Linked DNA regions of Homo sapiens: region 2 is linked to region 1. Evidence: chromatin loops called from intact Hi-C (ENCODE). Cell type or tissue: sigmoid colon. All regions are shown on one strand. Each heading gives the region's core, and the rest is flanking DNA. Links, peaks and the distances in the headings are about the cores only. Region 1 overlaps BHLHE41 (basic helix-loop-helix family member e41). Region 2 overlaps SSPN (sarcospan).

Region 1 (17,636 bases), core at 590-3,089:
AGATTGAGGCTCTTTTAGAATTGAATTTACTCTTCAGTATTTTCTAATGTTCAGCTTTCTAAAAGGCATATATTTTTCAAAGAAGTGAGGATGCAGTTTCTCACGTTGCAACCTATTCTGAAGTGGTTTAAATGGTATCTCTTAGTAACTTGCACTCGTTAAAGAAACACGGAGCTGGGCCATCGTCAGAACTAAGTCAGGGAAGGAGATGGATGAGAAGGCCAGAATCATTCCTAGTACATTTGCTAACACTTTATTGAGAAATTGACCATGAATTAATGGACTCATCTTAATTTCTTCTAAGTCCATATATAGATAGATATCTATCTGTACAGATTTCTATTTATCCATAGATAGGTATCTATACATACACATCTCAAGTGCATCTATTCCCACTCTCATTAATCCATCATGTTCCTAAATTTTTGTAATCTTACTGTAAAAAAAAGTGCACTGAACTTCAAAACAAAACAAAAAACAACAACAACAAAAAACAAGTCCAAACTGATATATCCTATATTCTGTTAAAATTCAAAAGTGAACGAAAGCATTTAACTGGCCAGTTTTGATTGCAAATGCTGTAAAGATATAGAATGAAGTCCTGTGAGGCCTTCCTATCTCCAAGTCTATGTATTTTCTGGAGACCAAACCAGATACCAGATAATCACAAAGAAAGCTTTTTTAATAAGGCTTAAACCAAGACCTTGTCTAGATATTTTTAGTTTGTTGCCAAGGTAGCACTGTGAGAAATCTCACTTGGATGTTATGTAAGGGGTGAGACACAACAGTCTGACTATGAGTGAGGAAAATATCTGGGTCTTTTCGTCAGTTTGGTGCATTTGCTGCTGCTGTTGCTACTGTTTGCCTCAAACGCTGTGTTTAAACAACGTTAAACTCTTAGCCTACAAGGTGGCTCTTATGTACATAGTTGTTAATACATCCAATTAATGATGTCTGACATGCTATTTTTGTAGGGAGAAAATATGTGCTAATGATATTTTGAGTTAAAATATCTTTTGGGGAGGATTTGCTGAAAAGTTGCACTTTTGTTACAATGCTTATGCTTGGTACAAGCTTATGCTGTCTTAAATTATTTTAAAAAAATAAATACTGTCTGTGAGAAACCAGCTGGTTTAGAAAAGTTTAGTATGTGACGATAAACTAGAAATTACCTTTATATTCTAGTATTTTCAGCACTCCATAAATTCTATTACCTAAATATTGCCACACTATTTTGTGATTTAAAAATTCTTACTAAGGAATAAAAACTTTAATATACGATATGATATTGTCTAATAATTAAAAAAGACATAATGGATGCTCAATTAGTTTTAAGATATCTATAACTATAGGGATACAAATCACTACAGTTCTCAGATTTACAGCTTTTTTTTGTCATTGGCTTGATGTCACACATTTCCAATCTCTTGCAAGCCTCCAGGCTCTGGCTTTGTCTACCTGCTCGTTCCCAATGTATCTTAATGAAAAGTGCAAAAGAAAAACCTACCAATTAACTTGTGTGGTTTGTTTATGTTAGACCCAATTTTCTATTGTTTTAATGATTGACAAGTTTTTCAGTTTTCGTCTGTGACATCACATAGCCTCTCTAGTATGGTCAGGTGTTCCTCTTTCACTGGGTCTTGTATAAATAGATGATCACAAAGGGGTGCTTAATATGAGAGTGTTTTGGCTTCTTTTTATAAAATAATTCTGTCATGGGACTTTATCATGGAATTCCAGGATCAGAAATAATTTCTAGACTTTTCTCAAATTTCCATTCAAATCTGTGATATGATACAAACAGTGAAGGATTGTCAGCTTTTAGTTTCAGGAATGTTCTTCACAAACCCCTTGATTTTTGAAAATGTTTAAATGAGAGTCAGATTGTATAAGATGTAGAAAAAGTGCTCCCTCTGCTGACTTTATGGCAACTGAACTGCAAGTCATAACAGTATGAAGCCAGAAGGAGCCACAGCTCATCCAGTCCCCTGCATTTCGTGATAGGAAAAAAAGAAAGGAAGCCCAGAGATATTAAGTATCTTCCCAAGGTCACAGAGCTACCTAGAGTCAGCACTAGCACTAGTGGCCAGCTCTATTATATCCCTCAGTCACTCAACTACTTCCCATTGCAGTATCTTGGACCAAGTAAGCTGAACTTGATTGAGCAGCCCCCATGAAGCTTCGTAACAAACCATAGAACAAAGGAAATTGAAATCAACACTAGAAAACTATGTAGGATTTTTCAGCATTGTTAATTTATTGAACTTTAGAAAAATTATCTGAATCAGAATAATGGGAAAAACAGCATTTCAAATATTTTGAGCTATATTTTGATGCCACTACTGTAGTAATATTAGTTTCATAACCAAAAAGGATTAAAAGTGAATCAGAGGATAATACAGTGTTTTTAGCATGTGTATAATTTTGGTATAATGAGATAAAAAAATCTTCAGAGTTGGGCCAGATTTTACAAGTCAGTTATTTAGTCCAAGTGCCCATATGGTAACATGGTAAGATAAAGTTAGAACAGAAATGCAAAAATAATATTGTCTATATTGTATCTGAAAATCTGAAAAAACTTTATTTTAGTCATTGATTTATTTTAATGAATTAAAAGGCTGAAGTCATAATTCACTAAAGAGGCTTCTATACTTGTAGTGGTGAAATTTCAGCTAAAATGATTTTCCAACTTCAGGCAAATATGAATCTTGAGTCAATGTTTTTATGAGTATAGTATTATACTCATAAAAATTTAATTTTACATACATATATTTTACATAATCTTTAAAAAGATTAATTTTATATAACACATTTCTTAGCAAACTTTATATTGAATTGAAAAAAAATGGCCCTTCCCTCCCCTCCAAAGAGCTAACCTTAAGCACGTTTTCAAGGCACTAGAAACAACACTTTAATAGCTATGTAAAATTTGGAGTTTTAGTTCCTATCATTGTGAAACTATTTTTCATTTAGTTCCCTGTTTCTGGCCATCCAGGCGATGACTTTGGTTATTGCCCACCACCCGAGATTTGTTCAAAAGTTATGTAAAAGGAGGCTCAGCCTACTCCTTTCTATGTCACAGGTCAATTCTTAACCTTTCCATGGAAAGTGATTGCCAGTGGAGCCTCTGGAGAGACATGGCTGGGCAAACACACGAAGGACTTTTACATTAGCTAGAAATGAACAGAGCTCTCATGAATGACTTAAGACCATTATATTGCCAAAAGCTGGCTGTACTGTTGTGATCATGGTATTTTACTTCAGGTAGCAACCTGATATTTTTCATTAAACAAAAATTCTTAACCTATTGGACCCTCAGCTCAATATATTTAGACCCACCCATTGTTCTCACTGTTATTTTAAACAAGTTCAAGATGGATTTACAGTGCATGCTAAAGTCCCATGGAAGTTCTAGTTTTTCATAGAAGAATTTAAGTAAGGGATTGACGTGGGAAATTATCACATATTTTGTGTGATTAAGATGGGATTTATACTAGAAAACATGCGCAGCATGTACTTTAAAAATATGCTATTCTAGGAGTTGTACGTTTGTCTTAAAATCGGGTTTCTTATGCTCGTTCAGAGATTCCATATTGAAAACTCCAAACAAATATAAAACCACCTTTTTTAAATGTTGATATTTTAAAATTCTAAATTCAGTGATGCCTAGTTTGTCCGACAGGAGGGACAGTCAGTGGTTTAGAAAACTAAAACTTCTATGTTCAAATGCCAGTGCTGTTTTTCATTTTTGAATTTTTAGTGGAAAGCATACTAAAATGTATTACACATATCCTCTAAATGTCTTAACCTGGACATACTTAACCTTTCTCAATAATTCAGGGTCATCATTGTAAACATCATTTTTGCACTATGCATGACATCTGGGAGTAATTGCACCTGCACCAAATTTTTTTTTGAGTTCTACCTGCTTTTTATAGGGTTTTTCAGTCTCTTTACGCACAGCTAGCCTGTCAGCTGTCACTTCTTGAAGCCTCAGAGTGCTTCCTCCATCTCTTATCTAATTTGCTACCTCTGACTTACTGTGGGCTGGGAAACCATTTAAACACTACCACGCCCATTTGAAATGTGCTAAAATTAGAGTAAATAGGCTCTGACAGAGGACCTGAGGGTTTGTTCTACAAGTAAGTTGTGTGAATTTGTAGAATCTGTGACCTTTTTTATTTCCTTTAACTTCCAGATAGATTCTCAGCTTTTTTATTTCCTTTAACTTCCAGATTCTCAGCGATGCTTCTTATGCAAATGCCTTCAAGATTACTTATGCAAATGCCTTCAAATACGTTATATATTTTGCCATCATTTTATTACATAAAAATAAAAGCAACTTGCTAATGGTTTTAGCCCACAACTAACCACAAAATAAACAAATTTGCATGTCAGGAATAAGTTATTTGATTAGATGAACACCTCTCTCTAGTTGCTAAGAATAGGGGAGGGAGGGCCACTAGTGAAACTGACTCAGCATTTTGATTTAAGGATGACTCTGGCTCCTGCTTCTAGTATGTAACCTCCCCTGCCTCTGGGTATTGGACTTCTTGGGCAGCCGGCAGAATGCAAAAGTATTCTGGGGAACTGGCAGGATGGGTGTGTAGGTCCAGATGCTGCCTCTGAATTTAGACACACCCATGGTGAGAGGTTTCAGACTCCTCATCGATTACAGCATATTCCTTTTCTTCTTGAGTTTATGGATTCAATAAATGGTGTGGGGATTCAGATATTTGTTTTGCTTGCTGTATGTGAGGTGCCATGGTAAGTGCTAGAGAATCAAAGATTAACCTCTGAAGATCTCAGAGTCTAGTGTGGGTGATAGACCTATACTAAAATAAATTACATTGCAACACAGTAAGTGTTATCCAGGGATGGATACACTGCTGTGGTGGGGGTGGGAGCTACTAATTACATCCAAGTGAGGAGGCCTAGGTGAGAAGTAGCTGGGTTTTACAGAAGGAACGGCAGCACAATAAGGGCATGAGGCCATCTCCAAAGAGAAGGTTCTGGCCGACCCTGCTCCCGTGCTAAGCTGCACTACACTTTATTTACGTTTTTATAGTAAAATTTTCTTTATTTAGAGATGACATTATCAGGTACATAAATCATAGGGAATCAATCTACCAAAAAAAAATCCTACTAGAACAAATACAAGAATTTAGAAAAGCTACAGAAGAAAACATCAATAAACAAATATACATTGTATTTTTATACACTAGCAATGAACAACTGGAAATTAAACTTTAAAAAGTGCCATTTACAATAAGCTGCAGTACAGTTTAATTGGCTATATTTGACTTGAGGTCTAAGCAAGGATTTCCTAACTTGCCAGTCTCTTTAGAGCGTGACTGCTATGCTGGCTCTCACCAAAATCGCCTCCTGAGGATTTGAACCATGGGCTGGGACTAGGGAGTCACGATATTTCCTGCTGCGAAGTGAGATATGATAGTATTCAGAGCATGATCATATCTCATGTGGTAGGGGAACGAAAGCAGTACCTCATGAGCAGCTCTTTGTCTCACCTCCTCCATCTATCTGTTTTACAAAAGAAACTAATGGTGACTTCTTTCCCTTCGAGTAAGGGAGTGAGAGAGACTGAGCAGTTCTAGAGGGAAACATGGCATCCTAAGGCCTGATTTTCAAAAACCTTTGGGAGGAAGCTGAGGCAAAGAACTAGTCCAAGGTCATAGAGCTCAGTAAGAGAACCAGGATTTTTGGTTCTGAGTCTAGTGCTCTTTATACTTTTATGCCATAGTTTTAGTAATGGGGAGGGACAGGCTAAGGTTTTCTCATGGAATGAGTTGAGCTAGCCCATGTGCGATCCTCAAAGGCAGAGTATACTTGCTGGTGGAGAAGGAAAGATTATCACCATAATAATCTTGCTAAATTATGGCATAGAGCATGCAATAATTTTGAGAGAGATGAAATTCTAGGGAAATAATTTTCAAAGTCTCCTACAAATAACCATACTATTCCATCATCCACTCACTTTGGAGACATCCAGAAATGTGCCTTTCCTAGTTTGGAAGTCTCCACATAACGGTGGGCTTTCTGCCCCTCTATACCTGTGTGGTCCTGGTTGTGCCCTAGAGGTTCTCTATAACAGAAGGGATCTAGGACCAAAATAACCTATGAAGCTGGTCAGAGAGAACCTCTAGAATCCAGCAAGCTGGAGAGAGGGCCATGTGCTACAGTTTTTATATAGAGTATTTTTAGGGCACTGTGAACTTTAGCTAAGGTTTCAATTTTGGAGCCTTTTCCATATGGGTGTGCACACAGAATATTATGTGCTGCACAACAGAGATATTGAGTATCTGCCAGATAGTTTAATACATGTTGCTTCCATATGCGGCCTTGCGGCTTCCTCACTGTGATTCGAAAATTAGCTGTAACAGGGGGACTTCAGTCTGACCCAACTCCTGGCGACCTGTAACTCAGAGCAACCAGAAAAACCCTTATAGTATTATAAAGACACAGGATTCTAAGACACCTTAAGCAGGACTTAGTTTTCAAATACATATTATCTTGAACAAGGCTTATCTATCTGCCTAGCCATATCGTGGTTGTGTAAACCGCGTATGACCAGAGAGGCACCTGACTGCAGGCACCCCCGAAGGCCTCTGCAGACCCAAGTGGGCGCGATAATGGATCGATTTCTGAACTGTGCCTGCTAAGATCCTCATTTTAAAACTAGTAAACCAACCCTTGCTCCTTGAATCACCGTTTGAGCGCTGCATGGGGGGTTGGAGGGAAAGGAGGGGGGAATAATGTCATCAGCCTTGAGCTCTTCAAGGGGCTCTAGGATTGGAGAGAGAGGAAAAGCATTCTTAGGTTGCCTAGCGATAAAGCTGCAGATGATATCATTCTCCCCGAGGCCGGCCTCCCCGCCTGGTTTTCCTTCCTCCCTTCCCTGCTCCAGTCTCCCACGCCTGGGTTCAAAGTACAGCCGCGCGGGGTTAGGGAACCGGGGCCGGACGCGGCGCTGTCACGTGTGCCCGCACATGTCTGGGCGCACGCTGAGCAGCACGTGAGAGGGGGCCGGGGAGGGGCGGGGCCTGCTCGCCGTCCTACGCGCGTGCGCGTCCACAGTTCTCCAGACGCTGGCCCCGGGGCGCTGGCGGGCGGCGGGATGGGGGACCGTGGGGCCGAGGGCGGAGCCGAGGCGGCCGGGCCCGGGCGCGCTCTCCCGACAGCTGCACCACACCCTTCCCGGCTGCGTCTCCGCGGGCCAGCCCTGGGTAGTCATCCCTCCCGAATTAAAGCTGGCTCTGACTCGGGACTCCTCAAACCATTCTGACACAGCAGTTTCCGAGCGGCCCTCCTGGGCGCGGGTTACGCGAAGGTCGACACCCGCCTCAGAAGGGCCTTGGGGCGGGAACTCCGGTCTAGAGCGGGCCGCGGCCGGGCGGGACCTCAGCAGGTCCAGGCCCCGGGCCAGGACTTGCGGGGAAAACCCCAGGTGGTGGGTGGGGGTGGGGAGAAAGTGCCAGAGGAGAGTTCTGGGCAAACGAGGTGTCGCAGTACCGGCTGTCTGAGGCATTACATCTTTTCACTGGGCTCACGTGGAGTTTTGCAAATTGAATTCCCACTAATTAAGTACTAGGCGATTTGTTTAATTGTGATGAAATACACTGGGACTTTCCGTTCAAGGTGTAAAGTAAGAGAAGTGATTTTATGGCACGAACGGATTTTGCATGGTGCAGTAAAATGAAGGAAACTAATGTAGCCAGGGGCCGGGGGATGGATTTGTTGTTTTTTTTTTGTTTGTTTGTTTGGTTGGGTTTTTTTTGGTAAATTACCATCTAGTTATTTACAAACCCCTTTTGGGCAAATTGGTCATCTAACACTTTCACTCTTGGAAGTGACCACGTTGATTTTGTAACACTTTCTGAAACATGCCTGTTTATAAACAGCCTAAAATGAACAATTACTTTGGAGTAATTTGGAGTTCATGGTGTCTTTTAGATAACTGAGTATACCCAAGGGTGTTGCAAAAGTAGAGAAGTACCACTACCCTCTGCAAATATGGCTTTGGTCATGTGATGGAAAAAGATCTCAGACGTTGCCAGAAATATCTGGACAGGTCAGGTGCCAGTATTTGCTAAGACATTACAGAATGGTTGTAATCTCTCCAGTCTAAATGGCACAGTGAGTGCCACCCTGGAGACAGGCTGCTGGAAGCTAACAGACATTAACAAAGCACAAGGCATCCTTTGTTTGTTGTTTGTCTGTTAATGATATGTATGCATAATGTCCTATAGGTTGAGTTTCAATTGCACTTCCTCCCCGCGGCCCCCCACCACGTTAGACCGTTTGCACGAGACAGTTTAGTCATTAATATTCTGAAAGGTTGAAAAAGCAAAGATAAACTTCAAACATTCACTCAAATATATATTGAGCTTCTATATGTGCCAGGCGTTGGAGATACAGCAGCGATCATACAGGCAAGTTCATCACCGCTCGTGATGTTTACGACTCCTAGCAAAGTCTCAAAGCTTCCCAGGCATTTGCCAACACAATGATTATTTACGACAATTAGTCATCCTCTCCCTCAGCATGAAATTTTTTCAGTTGGCCCTTAGGAAGAATGTCAGGTGAAAGGGCTGGATCTCTAATCCTATCAATTCCTACTCACGGTCTCCTCTTTCTTCTCCCCTTTCCTCACTCCTTTCATACTAGCCTCCCTGCTGGTCTTCCAGCAGGACAGGCTTGATTCTTTACCAGAATGTTTGCATTTTTTCCTTCTTCTGCCTGCAAGACTGGGTCCCCAGATATCTGGAAAGCCAATTCCGTCACCTTTTCTCTCCATGTTTTGTAAGTCTCTTTTCAAATACCGTTCTTTAGAAAGGCCTTCCCCGAGCAACCCATAGGCAATGTATAAAATGCTTCCTCCCCACCAACATCATCCTTTATTTTTACTGTTTTGTTTTTCTAAATAGCAGGTATCACCTGTCATTACAACGATGTACTGTGTGTGTATACACACTCATAATCTGTTTATTGCTTGTCCACCTCACTAGGATAAGCAGGGACTTAGTTTGGTTCGTTGCTTTGTGCAATGCAAGAATGGTGTCTGGCAATAAATAAGTAAATAAACATGGCCTTTTGTAAATAAATATGTATGACTCTCAATAAATATTTTCTGGATGAATGAACATTTCTAGCAACTAGTTCAGTTTGATCGCCTCCAAAGATAACAGCGCACAACTTTTCAAAGCATCACATTGCGTGTTACGAACCCATGTCCTCCACTCTTACTGAACACCTATGTCCCAGGCACTGTGTGATCCAAAGAATAAACTACATAGAGAAGTCAGCAAGTGGTAAGGAGGCAAAGGCAGTGAACATCTTATACCTGCAAGTGGGAAAAGATTCAGCCTGATTCGGAAGCTTATTGGAAACAGTGATGAAGCATTAATGGAGTTCCCTTAACAATAGAGTTAATTCAATTTCACCTTAGTCCAAATGATTGCAAGTTACCATGTCTAAAAAATTGCTCATCTAGAGAAGTTCCTTCTGTAAAATTGAAAATTAAAGGAGATTTTGATCATTTGATCCCTTTAGTCAGCAAGAATAGCTGTAATAGCCCTGTAGAGGAAGAAATGAGTTTCAAAACTTGCAAGGTAGGTTGTATCTCACCTCTTAGATGGCCCCAACCCCTGTGTGGAAACAGACCCTCAGAATGTGACCCATGATGGAATGTACAACACATGAGACTAAGGCTTGACAGTCTCAGCTGCTTCAGCTCTAGGCTGGCTCTACCAGGTGTGGTCATCTTTGTCCCTTAATCAATGAGCTTCTTCAAAGCAAGGCTCAGTATTTATTTGTGTAATCTCAGCACCTAGCACAATGCCTGGCACACAGTAAGTACTCAATAAATGACTATTGAAATCCAAACCCGCCTTTCCATTCCCACAGTGACTATTCAAACCCTTATCAACTCTCACCTGGACTGTTGCAAGAGCCTACTTAACGGCCTTTGTCCAATCTCCCTTTCCCCAAGCATTGAACACACAGCCAGCACAATTAACTTTGTTTCTTTTTTTTTCCCCCAAGATGGAGTCTTGCTCAGTCCCACAGAGCTGGAGTGCAGTGGCACGATCTCGGCTCACTGCAACCTCCGCCTCCCGGGTTCAAGGGTTCAAGCAATTCCTCCTGCCTCAGCCTCCCGAGTAGCTGGGATTACAGGCGCTGCCACCATGCCCAGCTAATTTTTGTATTTTTAGTAGAGACAGGGTTTCACCATGTTGGGCAGACTGGTCTCGAACTTCTGACCTTGTGGTCCATTCGCCTTGGCCTCCCAAAGTGCTGGGATTACAGACGTGAGCCACCGCGCCCAGTCAATTAACTTTCTAAACACAGAAGGTATACTAAAGCATAGTATACTTCATACAGTCATGAAGAATGTGTGAAGGCTTAAACCTTCCCTTCTGGTTTCACTCTCTTCCATTTCCTTCCTTGTCCTGTTTTCCCCCACCGAAAGATGAGCATCTAATGGCCTAGTTGCACGGAACTACTGCAAGTTCCCTGAATATGCTTTGCACTCTCAAATGTTTGTCTTTAGGTAGATTAACTTACATTTGGATACCTCCTACTCATCCTTCAAAACTCAGCTCAAATTGCACCTCCTCTGTGAAAACTTCCATAACTATTTTAGTCAAAACTTAACCTCACCCACTTCTTTACTCTTAGCCCTTTCTTTAAATCTCCATTTTGATGTTTAACATCTTATTCCACAAACGTGCATGTACAAGAAGTGATGGATATTCTTATTTTCTCTCATTAAGTCTGACTTCACGCTACTTCCCCAAGGGCTGTTGGAAAATGATCTCAGTCATTGTGGACTCTCCTGTCCCCCTCCCCTCCCCAAACTCTCTAGGATTTTCACAAGGACTCGGGATTTCAGGAACCAGGGGAAGGACCCCTTCTTTCTCAGACTGCCCTAGATAATTGTCAGTGTCAGAGCCTGCTGTTTGGTATCCTTGCCTTCTCTGTCACTTTCTAGGTAGGAGTCTTTGCTGATGCTGGAAGTCCTAGGCCTTTGGGGCATTGTGTCCCTATTCCCCTCCTGGGCTTTGCCACGCCCAAGGAGCTGCACACCTGTGCCCCACTGCTTATTGCTTCTGCCTCCACTCCTTCCCCCTAACATAATTTCCAGCTTTATTTAGAGAGGGCTGCAGAGACCAGGCAGCTAACCTGAATGAATGGTATTGGCAGAGAAAATGGTAGGGACCAGAGTGAACTGGAGGTTGCGCCTCCTTTAAAAGGGACAGACATTACTCAGCTCCAAGCAATTGCAGCCTGGTGAAAACGTAGGCCCAGTATTGCGAGATCATCCAATTTTTCCAGGAAAAGCTGAAATCTAGATTTTATGTGAAATCTACTTTCAAAATGTTGGCAATTATTTTTGAAAACTTCAAAACACTATTCATTACAAATGAAATCTATCTGTTAAAGTATTATTCAATCTGGAGAAGGCTGCTTTGAGACCTCTGCTATAAAAAAGAAAAAAATAAAGGGCCTGGTAGGAGGTTTGCTTCAAAACTCCCCTGATGTAACTAGCCCCAGAGCCATTCTTGAAAATGGTTGAGGGGGGAAATGCAAGGAGAACAGACAGAGAGTAACGTCTCAGTAAATCATCCTGTCACATTGAGACTCTTCACATTGTATTGTAATTAATTGTGTATGTCTCCAGCACCTGGACGCCCTAACAGTCCTGTCAGGCAGATTGGCACCACCTCCAGCCTTCGCTTGGCCTGCACTGCTGTCTGTCAGACTGTTTACTTGTTCTTAGCTCCTTCTCGAATTTCCTTATGACCCTCCCAGACCTCTCTCTCCCACTTACCCAAGACCTCGGCTTATTTCCAGACTCCTCTCTCTCAGGAAAACCCCTATTTCACCAAGAAAATTCTGCCAATGGTCATGCTTTCCCCAGCTTTCAGCCCTCCCTGCTTTCCTCCTCCCGTGTCCTCACTTTCCTTCCAGCTGCAGAGGAAATGTGACCCTCCTCCTGCTCAAAGCCAAGGCTTCCACTTGTGCCGTTGGTGATGCATTGAAACTACCTGTTAAAACTTCCCTATCCGCCGCATGTAACAAGTCTGGACCTCTGTTAAGAGAGATCTGTTGTTCATTCATCATCGCATTCCTGGAGTCTAGTACGCTGCCTGGGACAGGGAAGAGGCTCAATAAACATTTATTGAATAAATACCTTTTTAAAAACTCTGGAGGCTGGGCCAGTCCTTAAACTTTCTAGAGACACGAGACAACTGTTGAAACCTGAGTTTTCATAGGTTATTGATCTCGAGAGGGTAGTTCCCCTGACTCTGTGCATGGGCTAAATTTGGAGGAGATAATCCAGGAGGGAATGTAGCTGGCAGGCCAGGGAGTTTCTCCTGGGTCAGGTTGGTGCCATCCAGCTGTGAGTTTGCTGTATGAAACCTCCTGTCTGTCTTCTCTGGTTACTGCTGGTGAGGCTGGCATTCTGGTACTTGCTGAGGGGAGCAAAGGGGAGCCTCCATGACCAAGGTGTCACATTGCTCTCTGTCCTCTTGGGTTTTTACCCCATTAAGACACCACTACTCCATTAAAAGATTATTTTGGGGGAAAAGACAGATAAGCTCCAAGCCCTCTTACTCCTTGTATGTTTTCTCTTCTTTTTACTTCTAACTTAAACTTTTTTTTTATGTTTGATGATATCTTAACATCCATATAAATCATCTGATTATTTTTATCTTTAATCCTACTCTCATGAAGGATTAAAGTATCTCATGTCCTATTTTAAATCTTACCTTATTACCCTGTTGGCTTTCAACCTTTACTTACTTAGAATATCTGCTTTAAATTATTTCATAACTGACCTCATTTTTAACTTTGACCTTAGTTATTTTAACCTTCTAATTTTCTTTTTAAATTTATCTTCTTGCTCCAACCTTTATTCCATTTATCTTATAGCTCATACTTCTGTTTTATTAGGGCTTTTAAAAATAGTTTTCTTGGTTTAAAATTTGGCTTGTTACTCGTTTAAAATTTTTTATTCTTATTTCTTAATTTACAGCTTTTACTTGGTTTAAAGTATTCTAGCATCATTTAGCATCACATTCTAATCTTTTATTTTTTCTTCCTCTCTTTTTTGGCACCATAACTTTTTTTTTAACCCTTTTCTCTTATTTACAAGTCTGTCATTCAACCTAGCTCAAATAATGACTTGTAAGAAGCCCATTGAATACAGGAATCTTCTTTGCCCTTGCCCTTCTTTCTGCCAGTCACCACTATAACTAAATTTTTTTTGCATTAATGTTGCTTTTTGCCACAGCATTCTATGCAGTCTTTATTTTTACATTGTCTGGTTTAAAATCCATAGTCTTTAATTTTTTTTGGTTGCAAAGAACAAACCCATTTGATTGTAACAAATGCATAAATAAGGAAACCAGAATCTCAGTCACTAGGTAGGCCAGGCATCCTGTCAATCCTATGAAAAGTCCTCAGGAAGAGCTGAAAGTCTTGTGGAGTTAGGCCTCACAGGCACAAGAACAAAAAAGGGTTCAGAGGCAAATGCAATATCAATGTGGGAATCGTTATTTTATGGCTTAACACATGTAACCTAACTATATCTGAATTTCAAAGATAAGAAGAAAATCATATTAACATCCAAGGAAAAAGAAGCAAGCCACTCAAGAGGGAAACAATGGCCATGTTCAGGTATCCCCAGATTCCTCCAAAGCAATTCTTATTACAGAAGGCAGAGGAGCAGGATTTATACCATTGCTACTCAAAAGTGTGGTCCATGAACCAGCAGCATTGGCATCGCCTGTGAGCTTATTAGAAATGCAGAATCTCAGTTGCCATTCCAGATCTACTGAATCAGAATCTGCATTTTGACCAGATGCAAAGATGATTCCAATGGACCAAAGCACATTAAAATTTGAAATGCACCAGCCTATATAGTTGTGAGAGAAAGAAAAAAGTGATGCATTTTTTAAAAAAATCCAAGGAGTTCCTTTAGTATAAAGGCAACAAACCAACATTCTCAAATCAACCCTGTGTTTTTGAACTTCACTTGCAACTTTCTTTGGTTTTTCTTTGCCCCACTAAGAGAGCCTGTTTGTGTAATTTATTTGAGATTGGAGATATTCATTTGCATATTAGACTCACTAGAGGAATTTTTTTTTAAAATACTGTTGCATGGATCTTACCCTCAGAGAACCTGACTGAATTGGTCTGGGATGATGCCCAAAAGTCAGTAGTTTTTCAAAAGTTTTCAAGTTCATTACGATATGTGGCCAAGGTGATAATCATGGAACCAAGGGAGACCAAATCCACGAAGCTTTCTTGAAAAAAGTTACTGAAAGATGGACACCAGACAATAAAGAAAGGAATCAAAATACAGTACTCAGAAAGGAAGGAGCTGTGGTAAGCAGTAATAAGTGAGTCAATTTAAAAAAACTACAACTAAATAACTGGGAATTTTTGTTAAAGAATATCACAACTGGGGCTTTAGATGGCAAATATGCTGTTCTCTACCCCCTACATTTCTATTTATGTTTGGTGCACCCTTACTAAATCTGTTATTCTCTGAGTTTTACGTCATCAGTTCTCTGGGTTTCAAACCAATGACTCTTGGGCCACATCCCTCATTTTACGCACCTTATCACTGGCAGGTTTTCCCTTGGCTAGGAAACTGGACAGTGGAAATGGTGACTTTGCCTGTCTGCTCTCAAACCGGGCTTCTGAAAGGGAGCCAGAAATATGGGCTGGGGGAAGGCTAGGGAAAGCCTAGTGCAATTATATTGGAAGTAGAGGTATTAGTATGAACTCATAATTTTATTTCTGTAACCTGCACAGCTCCCATCTCCCTGGGACCTTGCCTTGCAGATTCTGGCACTTCAGCTGCCCCAACCTCTGATCTCTTCCTCCTCAGTTCAGAGGGACTGCTGTGCTCTGCGTGCATTCTGGATCACTACTCTGCAGTTAGGAAAATTTCCCCAGGCAGGGAGCCAGGCTCATCATGACGTTCACCTCTTAGGTTTCCCTGCCTTCAGGGATTGATTGCAGTCTTGCATTGCCTACTCTGCCTCGTATTGCTTGTTCGCCAATGTCTGAAAACACTTGCCTTTGATATTTCATCCAGTTTTACAGTTAAGGCAAGAGGACTAGTCCCAGATACTCCATCAGAGACAGAAGTGGAAGTGCTGGTCTCTATATTGGATAATAGCATTATATTAATATTAAATTTCCTGAAATTGGTCATTGTACTATGAAGATGAAAGAATTGCTTGTTCTTAGGGTATACATGATGAAGTATATGGGACAAAAGGTTATGATGTCTTCAATTTACTCTCAAATGTTTCAGTTCAAATAGTCATATGAATAGCAATAATATGTATATTTGTAGAGGGAGCAGGAGAGATCTTGATAAACCACATATGGAAAATGTTATCAGTGGTGAATCTAGATGAAGTGTATATGGGAATTCATTGTAGGATTTTTGTAACTTTTCTGTAAGTTAAAAAAAATTTTTTCAAATAAGGAATAAATAAAGCATCCCCTTCAGTGTGGACTGGACTTAATGATTCATTTCTAAAGATTAGAGTAGGGAAAAAAATAGTAACTTTACGGTGGAGAAAGTTGACAGACACCACCTTAAACAAGTGATATTAACCAAGTGATCATGGTTAATATCACTAGTGATAAGTCAGGTGGATATCATGTACCCATTTATATTAAGTGATGCAAGGGCATGTCACCTCTGTGATTTTCTCACTCACAATTTATAACCCAAATTGGCCAGGTGCTGTGGCTCACGCCTGTAATCCCAGCACTTTGAGAGGCCAAGGCGGGCGGATCACTTGAGGTCAGGAGTTCGAGACCAGCCTGGCCAACGTCGTGAAACCCCATCTTTACTAAAAATACAAAAATTAGCTGGGCGTGATGGTGAGCACCTGTAATCCCAGCTACTCAGGAGGCTGAGGCAGGAGAATCACTTGAACCCGGGAGGCAGAGGTTGCAGTGAGCCAAGATCGCGCCACTTCACTCCATCCTGGGTGACAGAACAAGACTCTGTCTCAAAAAACAAAAAAAAATTATAGCCCAAATTAAAAACTGAGTGTCCTTAATATACCTTTCCTTAGATACCCTTTAAAACTGGGTACATATTAGCCATTTCATTTTCTTTCTACCTACATAAGACGCATCCATCTCTAGAGAAATGAGGATATGTGTTTATGAATTTTATTTCAATTTTAGAGTCCAGAGAAATTTATGACATTTTTATAATACAGTGATTTTTTTAAATGTGTAGTCCCATTTTAATACCAATGTCAGTGTTACTAAATAAATGCCATTCATAACATTTAAAGAAGGAAGAAGAACTCCACATATCTGGCTTTGAAGGTGGAGGCCGGGGGCCAGCACTAAGGAATGCAGGAAGTCTCCAGAAGCCAGGAGCAGCCTTCAGCTGACAGCAAGGAAACAGGGACCTCCGTCCTACAAGGGAGCCTCCCCTAGAGCCCTTAGAAGGGAACACAGACTGTCCTCTTCGATTTTAGAATCATCTTGATTTTAGTTTGATATGACTCACTTTGACTCTCTGACCTACAGAATTATAAGAAAATGAATCTGTATTGTCTTATGCCACATGAAGTGTATATGGGAATTCACCCTATATATACTAAGCCAGTAAGTTGTGATTGTTATGGCTGCAATAAAAAATGAATACACTAGGCCTCACTGAGATAGTAGGAAAGTCTTGAAGGAGGTGAGAAAGGGGGCCATGAGGAAATCAGGGGGAAGAGTGTGCCAGGCACAGAGAACAGCAAGTGCAAAGGCCCTTGCTAGGAGCATGCACAGCACAACCAAGGGACAGTCAGGAGGCCAGTGTGCCTATGATAGAGTGAGCAAGGAATAGATTTTAGGAGAAGACATCAGCATAGGAGGATTTGCCTTCTCTGTTGTGAAATCGGACTGATTGCACTTCCTACCCAAGCTGGGAGGAGGAGAACCACCTTGCCCTTTATCTGATTGAGAAATTAGGTGCTCAGCCCTAAATCCTGTCCCCCACTGCCCAACTCCGTTCACTCGAATGGTAGTTTTGAAGCATCCTCATTTGTTTGGCTACTTCACCAATAAGGCCAACTCTTATATAGTTGGCCCTACCAGCCATCTCCAAATCACCCATTTCCAGGACATGGTTATCAGACCTGATGAGGTGGCTTGCTGTGGCTCTGCCCACTTTGAAGGTCAGCATGGCCATACTCCTTTATAAACAGTAATCTTTCTTATACCTGCCTCTCGGAGATTAGGATTCCTTTCCTGAAAGTTGGTTACAAGAGCCCCGATGTGCTGGTTTTTCTCATAGGATTTAGCATCAACCTGCAAAACATATGGAATTTTCAATATTCAACTCTTCACATTGTGGTTTTAGGCGTTTTATCTTTCTGGCTTTGGAGAATAGATATTTTGGCAGATGTAAAGGTGATTGGCTGTCTCTACATCTGTCAAGCTCCAAAGCACTGTTACCAAGCATCAGAGACCATATTTCAGGGAATATTTTCCTTCTATTTTAACTGAGTCTGTGATAAACTGGATGTGATTTGCCTTAATATTGACAGTTTCTGCCCAAAGCACATGTGATT
Region 2 (2,500 bases), core at 1-2,500, 110 kb before region 1:
CCAGCTAATTTTTGTATTTTTTTTGATAGAGACAGGGTTTCACCATTTTGCCCAGGCTGGTCTTGAACTCCTGACCTCAAGTGATCCTCCTGACTCAGCCTCCCAAAGTGCTGAGATTACAGGCATGAGCCACCGCACCAAGCTCCTTAGATAGCAATTTTCTGTAACATTTGTTGGGCAATATCTTGAAGCAATGACAATAATCCCTCATTCTCAATCTGCAAATAATTCAAATAGTTGAAAAAGATTTTACTCATTCATGATAGTCACAAAAATCCATTTGCTGAAAATGGGAATTTTGTCTATTTTTAAAAGATGACTTTTTGGCTCAGAGATTAAAAGATGTGCCCAAGACCATTTAACAAGTGCGCAGCAGTACTGGCTGATGATTAACAGCGTGAACCAGGGAGTCAGGTTCTCCCCTCACTAGCCATGGTCCCTGGGCAAATTCATCAATCCCTGTGCACCTGTACTTCTTCATCTGTAAACTTGGCATGATGATCATAATAGCACCTACTTCACAGGATAATTACAAGGATCAAAAGAGTTGATGTCTGTAAAGAACTTAGAACAGCGTCTGGTATACAGGAGCCTATTTAAGTATTTGTGAAATAATAAGCAAATTAGTAGGGATGGAAAGAGCTGCCAGTTCTGAGGACTGAGGATATTAATTCGACTGCTTTTGTCTTATTTTGTCATGTGGGAGTAACAATGCATTCTTGGCTTGTAGGAAGGATGTAAACATTTACACAAACACAGTGGTTGCTCAATTTTAATTAAACCGTTTATGCTAGAACCCAAAGAGAACATAAAGAAAAACCATGCCCCTTAGCTTCTCTGAGTATGAATAAATTTATATCGTGCGTATCTATCTCACACTTTAGTGACTCGGCTTCTCCCACTCCGGAAAGCATCAGGCCAAGTAAACTAGAGAAAGCCACGGAATCAAGTTTCTTATCCATTTTAAGACATAAATATATACTCGATCCCCCCTAAAGCCTGCAGGCTTTATCTGCAGCGCTGTGGCATTTTTCCTTCATGGCTTTTAACTCATCTGACAGCAACAAGCTTCTGGGTTAGAATCTGTAATTTAAAATCAAGTGGCTTGTTTTACCTACATGGCACGAATACACTATAAGGAAGAGTGTTTACGATGACCTTGAGAATCCGAGCAAATATATCTTGATAAAAGCCCGGCGCGGGAGGCATCTGTCTTGCGGGTGTCAGCCCATCAGCCCGGCGCTGCGCAGCGGGCGGAGGCGCGGTGGCCCCGGGCGCTTATGTAACAGCAGCGCCCGGGCGCGTCTCCGCTCGCTCGCTGCCTTTAATTGGTACCCGGCCTGCAGCTTTCACGTTCGGTGACCTCGGGAGGAGGGTGTTTCTGCTCCAATTTAATTACCTTCCCCGGTGGCCTGAACGGGAAGGGCCCTTCTGCAGCGCACTGCTCGGGAGGAGGCTGCCGCAAGCAGCCCAGGGGCCTCCTGGATGTGGGCAGGAGGGAACGTGCCCTGGAATGTTTCCGCAGGCACATGCCCCCGACACGTTTCCGAACCTCCAGGGGAGCCCTGAGAAAGTCAGGCCACTAGGAAAGGCAGGAAGCGCGACCTGCAGCCGATGCCCAGCCAAGCCCAGAGGCAGAGAGGCAAAGCCCAGGGAGGAAAAAGGAACGCGCTGGTGGCATCGAGGGCCTGCGAAGGGACCCTACCCCCAATCCCCGAACCCCCAGAGGGCTGTCCCAGCTTGAGAAAAAAAAAAGAGCCCGTGGCTATTTTCTCTAAGCGAAAGGGAGGGTGCGTGTGTGTGCACGTGTGGACTACAATGAGACTGTCATCATGGCCCGTTTGCTTGTCCTGGCTATCTGGGCATTCAACAGGAGGAAATAAATCCTCTAACAAAGCTTAGGCCAGGGTCCCGAGATGGGGGCACCAAAATGCGGCTATGCTGATGAGAAACGCCCTATGAAGATGCATGTTATGCCTTCGCCCCCCCAGTAGTGTGAGAAGCATAAGGGAAGTCAGCTGTCCCCTGTTGTGTCATTGGAAAATCTGGAGATGGGCTGAAGCTCACTTTCAACCTGAAGATAATGTAGCATGCAACCTTAGAGAGCTAGCAGCAAGCATCAAGAAAGGTCACGTTCAGGAGAAGAGGAAAGTGCCTCAGTATTTGCCAATGCCTGTCACGGGTGGAAAAAAAGAGGTAGCTAATGAGATCTTCCTAGTGGGGAATCCTCAACCTGGCTGACATTGGCAGTGACTTTTTTTTTTTTCTATTTTTTTTCTCTTACTCCCTATTTTAACTAAGGTGCAGATGCTGAGATGGCATTGGGGTCTCTCTTAAGCTGATGCTTTTGACTCTGCTGTTTTCTGGGATCATCTGGGGGGAAAATGAGGGTATTTCACATAAACTAATAAAAACCTAGTTTGGGGTGTTCTTCAGCTACTGGATGAAGTTCTTGTAATTTAACAGGCCATTTCTTACTAAGCTTTCTGGCTTTTTTTTT

What was found. A loop is a pair of places that touch in the nucleus more often than their neighbours do. Peaks named below come from ENCODE experiments on the same cell type or tissue, not always from the same donor. Only the 100,000 strongest peaks of a DNase experiment are listed, where the experiment ranks them.
Region 2: it touches region 1 in a loop (2.1-fold over the local background); 13 of 110 quality-filtered maps call a loop at or near these places.

The regions. Positions count from the first base shown.
Region 1 is chr12:26,103,904-26,121,539 of GRCh38, reverse strand. BHLHE41 (basic helix-loop-helix family member e41) reads left to right here. Exons shown (of 5, transcript NM_030762.3): 5 at 1-1,510. Among named protein-coding and RNA genes, the nearest start is that of BHLHE41, 12 kb to the left of the region's middle. RefSeq lists a silencer at 7,031-7,380. In sigmoid colon, for the core only: a CTCF peak has its summit at 1,913 (motif pointing left); no DNase peak of the experiment used is centred there; H3K27ac peaks cover 67 bases.
Region 2 is chr12:26,225,758-26,228,257 of GRCh38, reverse strand. The region is part of intron 2 of SSPN (sarcospan); the gene reads right to left. The region is part of intron 1 of SSPN-AS1 (SSPN antisense RNA 1); the gene reads left to right. Among named protein-coding and RNA genes, the nearest start is that of SSPN, 31 kb to the right of the region's middle. RefSeq lists an enhancer at 1,375-2,010. In sigmoid colon, for the core only: no CTCF peak of the experiment used is centred there; a DNase peak (open chromatin) is centred at 1,417; H3K4me3 peaks cover 1,272 bases.